2 separate regions of the Homo sapiens genome follow, and region 2 is linked to region 1. A link is an interaction called in ENCODE POLR2A ChIA-PET data of the cell type or tissue named here. Cell type or tissue: Panc1. All regions are shown on one strand.

Region 1 (8,000 bases):
TGGCTAATTTTTGTATTTTCTACAGATAGGGTCTCACTATATTGCCTGGGCTGGTGTCGAACTCGTCAGCTTGCGATCCCCTTGCCTCAGCCTCCCAAACGGCTGGGATTATAGCCTTGAGTCACCACACTTTACCTCATCTCCTACTATTTCTTCCCACTCCAGCCTTATGGTATGCACACTGGCTGCCACCTTCTTCCTAGAATGCTTTACATCTCAAATATCCAGACTGAATCACCTCATATCTGTTACACACTTGTGCAAACGTCACCTTCTCAACGGGGTCTATCTTGACCAAATTCCAAGCCCCATCCCCAGCTACTAGCAGTTACTCTAGTTTATGTCTTTTTCCATAGCTCTTCCTACCTTTTAGTGGTCTACAGAATGTACTTATTTCATATGTTTACTGTCTACCACCTCCTGCTGGATTCAGACTTTAGGAAAGAAGAATTTTTTTTTTTTTGTATTTTGTTCACTGATGGGATTCACAAATCTCCAGAATAGCCTTGCATAGAATAGGTGCTTAGTAAATATTTCTTCATTAAGTAGATTAAGACACTTTCAACCATGCATGTTTAAATACTTAAACCTATTTAATAGCCCTTACCAAGTCAACTTTAGTAAGAGGAAGCTCAATCAGAGGGAGTAATATTCAGAGAAAAATCTATGTTCTCCTCTAAATTCAGAATCCCCTAGGGAAGTTGGGGAGCGGTATCTTATCTGCCACACAGAAACACATGCTCTGCGTTTTAGGAAAATAAATCTTCAACCCAGGCTCACATTACATTTAAGTGTCTCATTCAGCCAATAGGTGGATGAATAAATAGGTAAAATAAAATAAAGAAGAAAAAGAAATGCATTTCTAATACCATACAGAAGAAAAGAGGTAATTATAGTATTAAACAGGTCAACAAGATTCAACCAGCATCAAATAAGCTGGTTTGGAACCTTAGCGCCTGAGAAAATCAAGTACGCATAAATGGACCAACCTTCTAACAACCCTCCTTTCCTTAGACATAATGGAATGTGGGGTGGGGCTGACACATGCCCACTTGGAAACACGTTCTTTCTGCCATATTCTCCCTTGTCACCCAAAGGCTGATCCCACAGAAGCAATATACTGCTTACCCAGGAGCTTATAAACCATAAAAATATGAAAAAAGCTGAAATCATGATGAATAAACTCATCTTTATAAGCCCATACTTTTTTCTTTTTTTTTTAAATTCCAGACCAGGTGCAGTGACTCATGCCTATGATCCCAATATTTGGGGAAGCTGAGGCATGAGGACTGCTTGAGGCCAGGAGTTGAAGACCAACCTGGGCAACACAGTAAGACCCTGTCTCTCCAAAAAAACCAAAAAATTAGCCGGGTGTGGTGGCGCTTGCCTGTAGTCCCAGCTACTCAGGAGGCTGAGGTAGGAGAATCACTTCAGCCTGGGAGGTTGCGGCTACAAGTGAGCTAAGATCACACCACTGCACTCCAACCTGGGCGACAGAGAGAAACCCTGTCTCAAAAAAATAAAACAAAATATTAATAAAACAACAGATAAACATGACATATTTTCCTGGAATTAATGTAATGAAAGCTGTGGTAAGCTGCCCTCTGTTTCAGGAACAACGTCCTCTTCCACTAGTGGCTAGAGATGTCTGCTAAAGGCTCACTACTTAACCCTCCTCAGGAACTGCCCTTTAGCCAAAGGAAGCTGCTTTGTCAAAGTTACATCCTCCCTAGAGTAACCTATATCCAGTCACTGGTCTGTGAGGAAGTACAAAGATCAGGCCTCCTTGCTTCAATTTGGGACATCTCTGAAGAACCACCCCTAGCTGCTGAGCTCCCTGTGGGATCGGCTGAGGCCTCTGCTGCATCTGCATCACATTTCAACATTTCCCTCTGCTCAATCCTGCTTTCCTTATTCCTTATAGGTGTTCCCAAAAGCATGCCCCAATAAAACCTCCTGAATTCAAATTTTACCCCTAGGAGTCTCCCAGGGAAATCCTAGGGGAGCTTAATCCACAGCATGAAACATTAAAAAAATATTACAACAGACATCTCAGACAAAACTTACATGAATTTCAAAAGTAAAATCCACTATGTCAAAGATATTTTAACTTGCACTAGACGAGCAAGTCTTCAGTGGACAGCATTAATTTTTCAAGAAAGCCTCCCTGCTCCTTCCTCTGATAAAGATCCTTCTGTTGAGAAATGCATCCCATACGGTTTGAGCAGGGCTGACCCAGTACCTCACTTCCTATTTACAAGCGTAAGAACATGACCTAGACCAGCCAGCACAGCCTATCTCCTGGCCACTGTGACTGGTTACTAAGTGGGTATATGACTCCAAATCTTCCTCTAAGACTTTTTTGCCCCAATTAACAGAAAAGATTTGCTGCCAGAGTTCTAAATTGATAGAGTGTGAGAATAGGGCTGCAGACGGTAGTAAGAGACTGTCCTGGAAAGGGTTGGAGAGGAAAGGGAGGGAGCATGCCAGCCCTAATTACAGCCTTTGAGATTCTGGATCCAACTATGCCTAAAACTAGCTGTACCCTTAGACTTCCTAATTATGTGAGCCAATACATCTCTCCCCTACTCTGCCCATGCTTATTTGAGTGGGTTTCTGTCATCTGCAACTGAAAGTTACGATTTAATATGTCCTTAATAGTCTACAAATATGAGTTCATGCTTTTATGTCTTAGGGGTACTTTGGTAGAATAGTGTGAGAAGCAGCAAAATATATTCAATCCAAACTCTTTTGCTTCAATGCCCCCCAAAACAGGGCCCCTTTTCCACCCAACCTTAATTTTTACTATTCTCCGACACATCCCTGACTAAATGTAGTCAGGAGGGTGTCACTGTTAGGCCTGCCTACATCTCTACCTTTATTTGTGCTGTGATCAAATCCCTCACTCATTGCCACTAAGAAAAACTATCTGTTCTTTATAACATTGAAGACAATTGAAATGGTCCAAGAATTTCACATTTCTTTGTTTTTCTGAACAATAGCACAAACTGTAGCTCAGATACTTTCCAGCTGCGTGACTTTGGGGAAATTTTTAAATTGCTGTAATCCTGTTTGATTTTCTCATATATTAAAGTGCAAATAATAATAGCTATCTTTTGGATTTTATAGAAGAAATATACCAGAAGAATACAGATGAAACACAGCATTCAGTTCAGACCATATTGAACATTCAGTAGGTATTAGTTATTATGTCAATGAATACCTATGAGGATTTGATTGTGAATACTTTTACTCCATCACAAAAATATTTTATACTAAGTGAATTTGTTTTGCAAAATGATACCTCTCCTTAGCCTCTTCATCAAATCAAAATCCTGACTCAGCAATAAATCAATGTAGATAGCTTAGAATCTATAAATACTGTAATCAAACAAGCTTGATCAAATATGTGGCTAGAAAGCTCAATTTTTCTAGTTAGCAGTAAAAACAAATGAGTTATTTGAAAGTAAATTACAGATTTTTCTTGTTTTAGATTCAAGCTGTCAATTATACTTTAGCTTCTGAATGATTTTTCTTTTTTTTGCTTGCAGAAATGTAATAACAGATGTCAACCTGTGCTTGAGATATGGTGAGAAAGTTCTAATTGGGAGAACCCACATGGCAATTACGCTTCCCATTTCTGACATTACCATTCTCAAGCTGGCAATTAGAACTGCTCAATGCCAACATTTTCAGTTCCTGGCAACTTAAAAAACAAAATCTACTCTGTGAATCAGAAGTATGTCAAATGCTCAGAGAATAATTTTAATCCATTTGTGTAGGTTCAACATCAGCTCACATATAAGTACCCCTTTACTAATTAAATCCTTCTTATTCACATATATGTTCATATATTAAAATAATAATGTATTTTTTATGACAGCATTTTAATGATCACCATTTCCACCATTTAAACTATCTTATTTCCCTATGCCATGTGTACATGTTTTCAGTTAGACATTTTTAAATGCATTATAATAAGGAATATATTTCAAAAATTCCTTGAACAAACTTTTAATTAATTGTTGAGACCGAGTCTCACTCTGTTGACCAGGCTGGAGCAGTGGTGTGATCATGGCTCACCGCAGCCTCAACTTCCTGGGCTCAAGCAATCCTTTCACCTCAGCCTCCTGAGCAGCAGGGACTACAGGCATGTACTACCACACCTGGCTAATTTTTGTACTTTTAGTAGAGACAGGGTTTTGCCATGTTGGCCGGGCTGATCTTGAACTCCTGGGCTCAGTGGTCTGCCCGTCTTGGAGTCCCAAAGTGCTGGGATTATAGGCGTGAGCAACCACACTGGGCAACATTTTTAATAACTCAGTTAAAATATGCTAATGTAGGCCAAGTATGATGGCTCACAACTTTAATCCCAGCACTTTGGGAGGCTGAAGCAGAAGGACTGCCTGAACCTGGGTGTTGGAAGTGCAGTGAGCTGTGATTGCATCACTGCATTCCAGTCTGGGCAAAAGAGCAAGACCCTGTCTCACACACACAAAAAAAAAAAAGAAAAGAAAAAAGCAACAAATTACTGCCAGGCACAGTGTCTCATGCCTGTAGTCCCAACTACTCGGGAGGCTGAGGTAGGAGGATTGCTTGAGGCCGGGAGGCAGAGGTTGCAGTGAGCTGAGATTGCATCACTGCATGAGATTACCCCAGCATAGGTGACAGAGCCTGACCCTGTCTCAAAACAAAAACAAAAACAAAAACAAAACAAAAAAAAACAAAGAAATTACTTACATAAAGAGTATTAAATACATTTCATGACTGACATTATTTCACAATATTGTCTATAATAAATTAAAAAATGAATATCAGCCACACAGATTATGAGCTATGACTTTTTAATTCAAATATATTTTATCTGAAAAGAGGGAAAGAAGATTTTATCACATTGACTAGTCCCAAATTAATATTTCAGAAATTAGGGTACAAAAACCCAGTAAAAAGTTATAGCAGTTGTTCTGATAACTGGAAGTCTCCCATGCAGAGTTAATGGATAAGTACTAAAGAATATGATTTATATTTGTGTCAAACTTTATGGTGCATTCTTAAAGATATAACACGCTTCTCCTCCCTGAGGGGTGGATGGTGGCCAAGTAACAACTATAGCAATTATGAAAAAAGTCAAGAGCATTTTATTGAATAAAAAATGTAAAATGTTAAACTATAAATTGATATTCTGTACTACTTAATTCGAATTTATATGGTTCACTACAGAAATTAGAAAAACTATAGATGAAGTCATAAAAATGAAAGCAATTCATTTCTAGGTTCTAGGAAAGGAATTCCTAGAATTCCTCTATTCTTCCAGTATTTTTTGTACCTATACACACATGTGCACACACGCACGCACACACACACACGCAAACACTCTCTCTCTAACAAATGTCTCTGCTCTATACAGCTGGACTGACTCCGCTCTACATAGCTGGACTGACTCTGCTCTACATAGCTGGACTGACATTATCTGCTAATACACATTCACCTTTTCTGTTTTTATACTCATCAGCTCTTCACACCTATAGAAATGCAGTGATGATGATAAAAATGACCATTAAAATATCACAGACAATATTACAAATTATATCACAAAGTTATTTTCTTAATAAATAAAGACAAATTAATAAGACCAATGGCTCATTAGAAAAATGAACAAAGGAAATGAACAAGCAATTGACAAATGATTCTTAAGTACATGAAAAGATATCTGATCTCATTTACAATAAGACAAATGCAAATTAAAATTGTTAAGATACTAATTTTCACTTATCACTGTGAAAACACATTGTCAAGATGTAGGAGAATAGATAGCCTCACACATTGCTAAGGACAGTATCAACTACTAAACCTCTAGGAAGGACAATAGTGTAATATTTTATAAAAATTATAAATGCACATTTCCTTTGACCCAGCAAGTCTACTTCTAGGAATCTACCTTACACTTATGTTCACACTCAAGAAAAATAGGTTAAAAATTATCCATGACACCACTGTTTGTAATAGAAAAAGAATGGAAATTACTTAGTAGCTGTCAATATAGGACTAGTTAAACTCATTACACCATACCCACAAAATAGATTATAAAGGCCTACAGATGTGAAAGCTATTTACTGATATGAAATGATCTCTAAGACATATAATTAAATAAAAAAGGAAAGTTTAAAAGTGAAAAAAGGAAGAAAATACTGATATGCGCTTGTTAGTTATACATAAAATCTCTCTGCAAAGATAAAAAAGAAATTAATAATATTTGTTGCCCATATATAGGGAGAGTGTGAGTAGTAGACAAAAATAGAAGGGTACAATTTAATGTAATATTTTTACAACTCCTGGGTTTTGAACCACGTGAAATTTTTTGTTAAAAATAAATTAAGTTTTAAAAGCTGCAGGATCTGAAAGGTGGCAGAGTTCTTCCACGAGCTTTCAGTAAAATATTCTTGTGAAACATTTTAACAGGGAGAGCAGCGCTAAGAGCAATGACAGGAGGTCAGAGAGAGATTTACTCCTCCCTGATGAGACACCAGTGCTCGGCATGTTACCAACACTCAAAACAAAAATAACAAATCAAACAGAAAAAAGACAGACAGCAGCAAGGACCCTAAACATTACAAATGATGAATGATCTCATTAAAACGAACACATGGCACACTTACAAAAAGACATCTGGTGGTGGATTTTCTGTCAAAAAGTGGTATGTTCACCACTTGGAGGGATATAAACCTATTTTAGGTCTAGAAAGAAACTTCCAGCCAACTTAAATGCCAGAATTTTATTATTGGAGGTGTTGGCATGAGGTGAGGAATAGGCAAGGAATATGAGAAAGCTGATTAAAATACCCTTCAATCTGTGAATGAGACAGACGTCTTGGGGCTTTTTCTTTGCAAGGCTATTCAAGCAGAAAATAAGTTGAAGTCATGTCACAAACAGGTGTCCCAGTGTGAGTTAGTTAACATGCAATTGGCCCTATGACACTGGCGGATTTGGCTACTGGCTTGATAAGAGATTGGGGGGTGGAAAATACTTACATTTGATTTTTCAACCAATTTACAGACTATAAAATGTGGCTATAAGATTTTAAAAACAGACAAAACCATTTCATAACAGCCTAGTCATTTTAGAAAACACTGTTTTTCCCCCAGCAAAAGAAGATACTTTATATACATGAATATAGTTTTTCATTTTAGGTAAAATATTTTTTAGTTTTATTTAAGATAAACCGAGCTCAATAATTTCATCAAGTTATGATTTCTTGCATAGGGCTAACTGAAATAATATATGTACAGGCATACCTCATTTTACTGCCTTTCGCTTTGTTGTACATAGCAGATACTTTTTTTTTTTTTTTGGACACAGTTTTACTCTGTCGCCTGGGTGGGGTGCAGTGGCACGTGATCTCAGCTCACTGCAACCTCTGCCTCCCAGGTTCAAGGGATCCTCGTGCCTCAGCCTCCCGAGTAGCTGGGATTATAGGCGTGCACCACCACACCTGGCTAATTTTTGTAGTATTAGTAGAGATGGGGTTTCATCATGTCGGCTAGGCTGGTCTCGAACTCCCGACCTCAAGTGATCTGCCCGCCTCAGCCTCCCAAAGTGCTGGGATTACAGATGTGAGCCACCCCATGCCTGGCCAGATATCGTGTTTTTACAAATTGAAGGTTTGCAGCAACCCTGAGTTCGGCAAATCTATTGGTGCCATTTTTCCTAGAGTATGTGCTCACTTTGTATCTTTCTGTCACATTTTGGTAATTCTCACAATATTCCATTTTTTTTTTATTAAATCTGTTATGGAGATCTGTGAGGAGTGATCTTTGATGTTACTATTGTCATTGCTTTGGGGTGCTCATGACAGTGTCCATATAAGACAACAAACCTAATTGATAAATGCGTGTGTTCTGACTGCTCCGCTCACTAGCCATTCCCCCATCTCTCTCCCTCTCCTGGGGCCTCCCTATTCCGTGAGACACAATGATAATTTAATTAGGCCAATTAATAACCCC
Region 2 (8,000 bases), 200 kb after region 1:
GAGAAGCTCTCAGTAAATATTTGCTAAGGGATTTTTTGGAATGACCTGAGGTATCATCTTTTCAGGAGGTTAGAAATACAGGATTTTAGTGACATGGTTAACTGCATAGTACTTTTTATTTTAACTTTTCTTTTTGAGATGGAGTCTTGCTCTTGTCGCCCAGGCTGGAGTGCAGTGGCGTGATCTCAGGTCACTGCAACCTCCGTCTCCTGGGTTCAAGCAATTCTCTTGTCTCAGCCTCCTGAGTAACTGGGATTACAGGTGCCCGCCACCACGCCTGGCTACTTTTTGTACTTTTAGTAGAGTTGGGGTTTTGCCATGTTGGCTAGGCTGGTCTCACACTCCTGACCTTAGGTGATCTGCCCACCACAGCCTCCCAAAGTGCTGGGATTACAGGCGTGAGCCACTGTGCTCAGCCATTATTTTAACTTTTTATCGAAGTATGACGTACATGAGAAAAGTGCACAAATCATAAATATACAGCTTGGTGAATTTTCATGCAGTAAACCCTCTGTGAAACCAGCTTTCAGATCAAGACATAGAGCATTGTCAGCATTCCAGAGGACCCCATAATGCGTCCTAGTCAGTATTCTATTGGTGGAATTCTGTGGTATATACTTACAGCATCTAGCTTCCTTTCTTAACATTCCCTTTGCGGGGTTCACCCATGTTGTTGGAAGTAGCCATAGTTCATTCGTTCTCATTTCTCTGTGGTGTTAAGTTGTATACATAAGCCATAATTTTTCCATGGTACTTTTGATGCTACATTTGATTATTTCCAGTTTGAGACTATCATGAATAGTGCTGCTAAGATTATTTTTAATTCTTATACTAGAATCACTGCTTTCTTTAGTTAACATTATATACCCAAAGTTTTGCAGTTAGAGTTGGTAACATTTTTACATTGTGCCACATGGCTTTTTGTTCTCTTTCTAATCAGTGTAAGTTGAAAAATTATTTAACGTATAATATAAATTTTTGGCAGCTGGAAGTAAAGAGTGAATTTTTTTTTTTTTTTTTTTTTGAGACGGAGTCTCGCCCTGTTGCGCAGGCTGGACCGCAGTGGCATGATCTCGGCTCACTGCAAGCTCCACCTCCTGGGTTCACGCCACTCTCCTGCCTCAGCCTCCCGAGTAGCTGGGACTACAGGCGCCCACCATCACGCCCGGCTAATTTTTTTGTATTTTTAGTAGAGACGGGGTTTCACCGTGTTAGCCAGGATGGTCTCGATCTCCTGACCTTGTGATCTGCCCGCCTCAGCCTCCCAAAGTGCTGGGATTACAGGCGTGAGCCACCGTGCCTGGCCACAAGACTAATTTCAAAATAGCAAACATTTATTGAGCATTGATTCTTTGTGCTGATACTGTTCTAAGTACCTTATATTTATTACTTAATCCTCATGACAAACCTATAAGACAGATACTAATATTATCCTTATTTTTCAAAGGAAACACTGAAGTACAGAAAGATTAAGCAATTGCCTGACACATGATCTTAGGGAGGCAGGACCAGCACTCTAACCCAGGCAGCCTGGCTCCAGAGCTTGCCTTTTTTCTTTTACTTTTTTTTTTTTTTTTTTTTTTGAGACAGGGTGTCACTCCACCCAGGCTGGAGTGCAGTGGCACAACTATGGCTCACTACAGCCCTGACCTCCGAGGCTCAAATGATCCTCCCACCTCAGCCTCCTGAGTACCTGGGGCTACAGACGTGCACTACCATGTGTAATAATTTTTTTTTTTTTTGTAGTAACAGGGTCTCACTATATTGCCTAGGCTGGGCTTTAACTCCTGGGCTCAAGTAGTCTGCCCACCACGGCCTCCCAAAGTGTTGGGATTACAGGAGTGAGCCACCTTGCCTGTCCCAGAGCCTGCCTCTCTTAACTGCTGCACTAGACTACCTTCTTATTTTAAAAGTTAGCCTGCATTTCTCTTACCTGCATTTTAAATTTTATTGAGTAGTTATTTTATGAGCAGTCTTTGAAAAATTTTCATAAAGCGGGCTCCCCCTGAAATTTTATAACCCACATTCCAGATTTACCAGCTGTGAATGTCTTGCCACACCTACTTGATCTCTCGCTATGCGCGTACACAGTTTCCTTCTTCGAAACAATCCAGAAGTAGGCTAGCAATGGTCACCCCTACATACTTCCGCACACATCTTTCAAGAACAGGACACCATTACCACACCCAAGAAAACCAGCATTTAATGAATTTATTCAGGAGTATCATCCAACATACTCAAATTTCCACAGCTGTTCCGAAAGTATCCTTCAATTCTGGATCCATTGATGGTTCACAGGTTGTATTTGGCTGTTACATCTTTTTAGTTGTTATCCTTCAGAGTAAAACTGGCCTGCCCCTCTTTCTTTCTTTACAATATTGACTCCTTTGAGGAACCGGGGCTGGATGTGGAGCATTCTCCATTCATCTGATTGTTTCCATGTGACCAGATTCGGGTCACAAATTTCTGGCAAGAACCCTTCACAGATGACCATGTATTGGTTATTAGGTAACAATAGATTACTCAAGTAGAGAACTGGGAAATTGTCCTTTGTCCATCACAATAGATTTTTTTTGAAATCTAGATTCCTCATGATTCATTGATTTCTTTTCTTTTTCTTTTTTCTTTTTTTTTTTTTTTTGAGAAAGTTTCACTCGGTTCCCCCGGCTGGAGTGCAATGGCACAATCTCGGTTCACTGCAGCCTTCACCTCCTGGGTTCAAGTGATTCTCCTGTCTCAGCCTCCTGAGTAGCTGGGATTATAGGTGCCTGCCACCATGCCCCGCTGATTTTTTTATTTTTAGTAGAGATGGGGTTTTACCATGTTGGCCAGGCTGGTCTTGAACTCTTGACCTCAGGTGATCCGCCTGCCTCCCAAAGTGCTGGGACTACAGGCGTGAGCCACCATGCATGGCCATTGATTTCTTAATTATAAAGATACATTAGATAATTCATTGCTCTTTATCATTCACTTTCGGTTTAAGCACAGTAAGTGGATCTGAAAATAATTTCAGTATATATAAATTATATATCATTATCACATAAAGTTGATGAAATAGTATATAGAATGTTTGTATGCTCTAAGACTAACTTTTAGATTTTCTTTTTATTCTCTCAATGGTGTGCAAAGTATAAATCAAAGCCATTCTGTGAAAAACTGCTTTCCTGGGTGAAAAGCAGTGGCTGTGCCAGAGTCATTGTTCTTTCAAGCAGTCATTCATATCAGCGTAATGATCTGCAGCTTCGTAGGTATGTTTCTGCCTCTGGAAAGTTATTTTTGGTATGGTTTATACTATGATAATTTCTCTATTAAAAAGTTAAACTTTAAAAGCCACGTAGATCCTTACCTCTTCTTACTGGAGTTTAGAAAGAGGGGGGTAAGAGAAGGTCAGGAGATGGGAGGGAGTACAGTTAGGCAGATCTTTTCAGTTCCTGTGAGCTTAGTAGAGTTGGGGCATGGGGAAGACATCGTGTAGAGAGAGAGAGTTTGGGAACCATGTTTTTAGTGTTTCCCGTCACATACATGGCAACATCACAGAGCTCAGCTAATTGAAGAGAATAAGCAGAAAAGGTACTCAAGATTTATAAAGTTGCTAACTTTTGAAAGGTTAATATTTTCAGTTATTTCCATATGTTACCTTGAAAGATTAATATTTTCAGTTATTTCCATATATGCTACCATTTTTTAAAAAACATTTACTTTTTGTAGAGACAGGGTCTAGCTATGTTGCCCAGGCTGGTCTCGAATTCCCAGGCTCAAGCAGTCTGCCTGCCTCAGCCTCCCAAAGTATTGGGATTGCATGTGTGAGCCCCCCGCACCTGGCCACATGCAACCATTCGTATTTGCAGAAATCCACTTGCCTAAAGGGTAGCTCCCTGGCATGTCAGAGTGAGTTCTTAAATGTAAGACAGAGTATCCCAGAAATAGAACTATAAGCTATCATTACCACATAAAGTTGATAACATATCATATAGAATACTCTTATACTCTAAGATGTAGCTTTTATTTATTTATTTTTGAGACGGAGTCTTGCCCTGTCACCCAGGCTGGAGTGCAGTGGCATGGTCTCAGCTCACTGCAACCTCCACCTCCTGGATTCAAGCGATTCTCCTGCCTCAGCCTCCTGAGTAGCTGGGATTACAGGTACCTGCCGCCACGCCAGACTAATTTTTGTAATTTTAGTGGAGGCTGGGCTTCACTGTGTTGGCCAGGCTGGTCTCAAATTTCTGACCTCAGGTAATTCGCCTGCTGGGTCTCCCAAAATGCTGGGATTACAGGCATGAGTCACTGTGCCCGTCCCCAGGATGTAGCTTTTTTTTTTTTTCCTCTTTTTTTTTTTGAGACGGAGTCTTTCTCAGTTGCCCAGTTCTCAGTTGCCCAGGCTGGAGTGCAGTGGCGCAATCTCGAGTCACTGCAACCTCTGCCTCCTGGGTTCAAGCGGTTCTCCTGCCTCAGCCTCCCGAGTACTTGGGACTACAGGCGCATGCCACCACACCCGGCTAATTTTTTGTGTTTTTAGTAGAGACAGGATATTGGCCAGGCTGGTCTCGAACTCCTGACCTCAGGTGATTTGCCTGCCTGGGCCTCCCAAAGTGCTGGGATTACAGGCATGAGCCACCACGCCCGGCCCCAAGATGTAGCATTTAGATCATTTATTTTTTATTTTTTATTCTTTTGGGGATGGAGTCTCACTCTGTCACCCAGGCTGGAGTGCAGTGGCACAGTCTTGGCTCACTGTAACTGTTTTAGATGATGTAGATCATAACTTTTATCACTTAGACACCTATAAAACCAGGATGAAAAAATACCAACAAGCCAAGAGTTACCTTTCAAAATGAGCTAATTTCCAGGACTTTCACAAAAGACATTACAGGCTTCATGGCAGAAGGGAGGAAAGCTGTGGGAAATTTTTGCAATGGGCTTGCCTAAGTGTTTCTGTCTTTTTATATTGTCTCCTAAGTAAGTAAGTAAGTAGCAAATCAGAGCAATATTTTTTACTTAAGTCTGCTGAAACTTGTGTTTTGCCTGTGCAGCAGAATATATGGAGACCAAGAGAATTTTAGCTAAAGAACCGATGTTTGCTTTAGAGTTTTTAAAAAGTTAACTATATGATTATTTCTAGTACTCCCTTCCGGTACCTACTTACACCTTCCATGCAAAAAAGTGTTCAAAATAAAATAAAGAGCCTTAACTGGGAAGAAATGGAAAAAAGCCGGTGCATTCCTGAAATAGATGATTCCGAGTTTTGTATCCGCATTCCGGGAGGAGGTATCACAAAAACACTCTATGATGAAAGGTGAGTTTGTTTGCCTGTTCATTTGTTTCCCACTTTACTTAAAAATGAAATTAATGCAGTGAGCTGAGATCGTGCCACTGCACTCTAGCCTGGGTGACAGAGCAAGACTCTGTCTCAAACAAAAAACAACAACAAAAAAAACAAAATTAAGTCAGAGAATGTATTGGATTACTTACTGAAACTTTGAGAATATATTGCTAGGCCGGGCACGGTGGCTCACACTTGTAATCCTAGCGCTTTGGAAGGCCGAGGCAGGCGGATCACGAGGTCAGATCAATCAAGACCAGGAGATCGAGACCATCCTGGCTAATATGGTAAAAACCTGTATCTACTAAAAATACAAAAAATTAGCTGGGCGTGATGGTGGGCACCTGTAGTCCCAGCTACTCGGGAGGCCGAGGCAGGAGAATGGTGTGAACCCGAGAGGCGGAGTTTGCAGTGAGCCGAGATCGCGCCACTGCACTCCAGCCTGGGAGACAGCAAGACTCCGTCTCAAAAAGAAAAAAAGAAAATATATTTACAAAACTGGTACTATTGTAGAGCTCTTGCATTTAGGGGAAAGATTTAAACTTGGTTATAGAAGAACTGGTTTCTCAAAAGCCATATTTAATGCTTTTATTTTGTGTGACTTTTTAGGGATTCTAATACTTATTCTTTGCAACCTCTACACGCGCACTTTTTTTTAATTGTGGTAAAATATACATCGTGCAAAATTTACATTTATCACACATTTTAACTATATTTAAGCGTACAATCAAGTGCCATTAATTCACAGCATCTGCATCCATCAGCACTGTCTACTTCTAGAACTTTGTCGTCATACTAAATTAAAAAATCTGTACCCATAAATAATAACTCCCAACTTTATTTCTGTAAAATTGGTGTTGATGTTCCCATTTTCATTTCTTATTTTAATAATTTGAGTCTTTTCTTTTTTTTCCTAGTCAAGCTAGCTAAAGATTTGTCAGTTTTGTTTTTCTTTGAAGAACCAGTTTTGATTTTGCTGATTATTGTTTTTCTATTCTCTATTATTCTATTATTCTCTATTATTTCTCTCTTACCTAATCTTTATTTTTTTCCGCTAGCTTTGGATTTGATTTGCTTTTTTTTCTCTTTTCCAAGGTGTAAACTTAGGTTATTAATTTAAAAGTTTTTTTCTTTTTTACTGAATGTGTTTACAGCTGTAAATTTTCCTCTTAGTGCTGTTTTCACTGCATGCCCTGGGATTTGACATGTCGTGTTTTCATTTTCACTCATCTCAGTATTTTCTCATTTCCCTTGTGTTTTTGTTCCGTGTTCCTCTCTTGTCCCCCTTGCAAACACCTACCTCCTTTCTAAGAGTCAACTTACCCTTCACCTCCTGTCTGCAATCTTGCCTTTTCCTGTCTTCTAGACAAGGAAGTTGCGTCTGCACTCCCACTGCACTCCACCTCTTCTATACTTTGTTGCACTTACTTTACCAATCAATCCTCCTAAACTTTTGCTTCTGACCAAGACAGAGTAACTGATATCAGACTTGCCCTCCTGCCATAAAAATACTGGAACCTGACAATTTATGAAACAACTGTTTTCCAGACATTGGACTACAGGCAGCACATAGCTGTCATCCCTAAGAGAAGGCAAATTTTAAGTCTACAGTTGCCTGGCTTTCTGCTTGAGATACTTTCTGGACTGCAGCACAGGGAGCGGAACCCAAGCAGAGCTGAGTGGAGGAAATCAGTTAAGACTACAGGGAGGCCGAGGCAACTGGAAATACAGGGCAGAGAATCCGAGGGCAGGGGTGCTGCTCATCAGAGTCCAGGGGTCTGTTTCCTTGGGTCTGTCTTCTTGGGTATAGGGTGAAACTATGAGGACAGGCAAAGAACAGCTTCTGGTTAGCTATAAGCTTGCCCACAAAGTTAGCGGTGATAAACAGAAAGTATTATAAAAGTTAGACCTACTCAGCATCAAACATTCAGGAAATGCGGATTTTACCCTGAAGAAACAATATTTAAAATACTCAGTTGTATCAACCAGAATAAAATAGTTCCAAATAAAAAAGTAATAATAATAGTCATCCTCTGCCTTTCTTTTTAGCAGAAGACCAGAGGGTAATATTGAAATGATTATCCCACACTGTGTGACAAACTAATAAGAGGCGCGATAAGCTGAAGAGCATACCCCTGCGCTTTCCAAGTTAGAGCCTTGAAAATGCAAGCACAGCCTCGGAGCCAGCCTTCTCCAGGCGAGAGCCTTGCCTGAGGCCATCACAGCAGACGCATTTAGGAACTGGAATTTTCTGAGCCATCAGAGCTCATAGTGGTTCCATACAAAGATTGAGAGCCCCTAAGGTGTTTGAGAACCAAGTACTGGGCTAGGGTGAGTGAGGCTAACAGTTTCTACTTTGTAGTTTTTAGAGACAGAAACTAAAGTTAGCCTGGTATCATCTGAGACTTCCGAATGTATATATCAGAGTCTCCTCGGTGCCTTTCCTTCCTTAGAACTCGGCTCACTTTTATTTCTGTAGCTCTCTTCTCTGTCAGTCTCGTGCTTTCAAGTTTTGGCATGGCATTTTTCTCATAGTTCTTGGTTTTAGGGTGTTAGGAGTAATTTTTGCATTTATTGGCAAGCAGGAAACTTTTTGCCTTGGTGTATCTCCATCTCATCACTAGCTTGAGGCGTTTATAGTATGATAGGAGACTATGTTTTGGAGTTAGAGAGACCT

What was found. Peaks named below come from ENCODE experiments on the same cell type or tissue, not always from the same donor. Only the 100,000 strongest peaks of a DNase experiment are listed, where the experiment ranks them.
Region 2: POLR2A ChIA-PET joins it to region 1 with 5 read pairs; 2 of 35 experiments call an interaction of 5 or more read pairs at or near these places.

The regions. Positions count from the first base shown.
Region 1 is chr18:12,514,004-12,522,003 of GRCh38, forward strand. The region is part of intron 4 of SPIRE1 (spire type actin nucleation factor 1); the gene reads right to left. Among named protein-coding and RNA genes, the nearest start is that of PRELID3A, 110 kb to the left of the region's middle. In Panc1, no CTCF peak of the experiment used is centred here; no DNase peak of the experiment used is centred here; H3K27ac peaks cover 502 bases.
Region 2 is chr18:12,715,388-12,723,387 of GRCh38, forward strand. It overlaps PSMG2 (proteasome assembly chaperone 2), which reads left to right. Exons shown (of 7, transcript NM_020232.5): 4 at 3,130-3,248; 5 at 5,123-5,296. Among named protein-coding and RNA genes, the nearest start is that of PSMG2, 16 kb to the left of the region's middle. RefSeq lists an enhancer at 7,400-7,901. In Panc1, no CTCF peak of the experiment used is centred here; no DNase peak of the experiment used is centred here.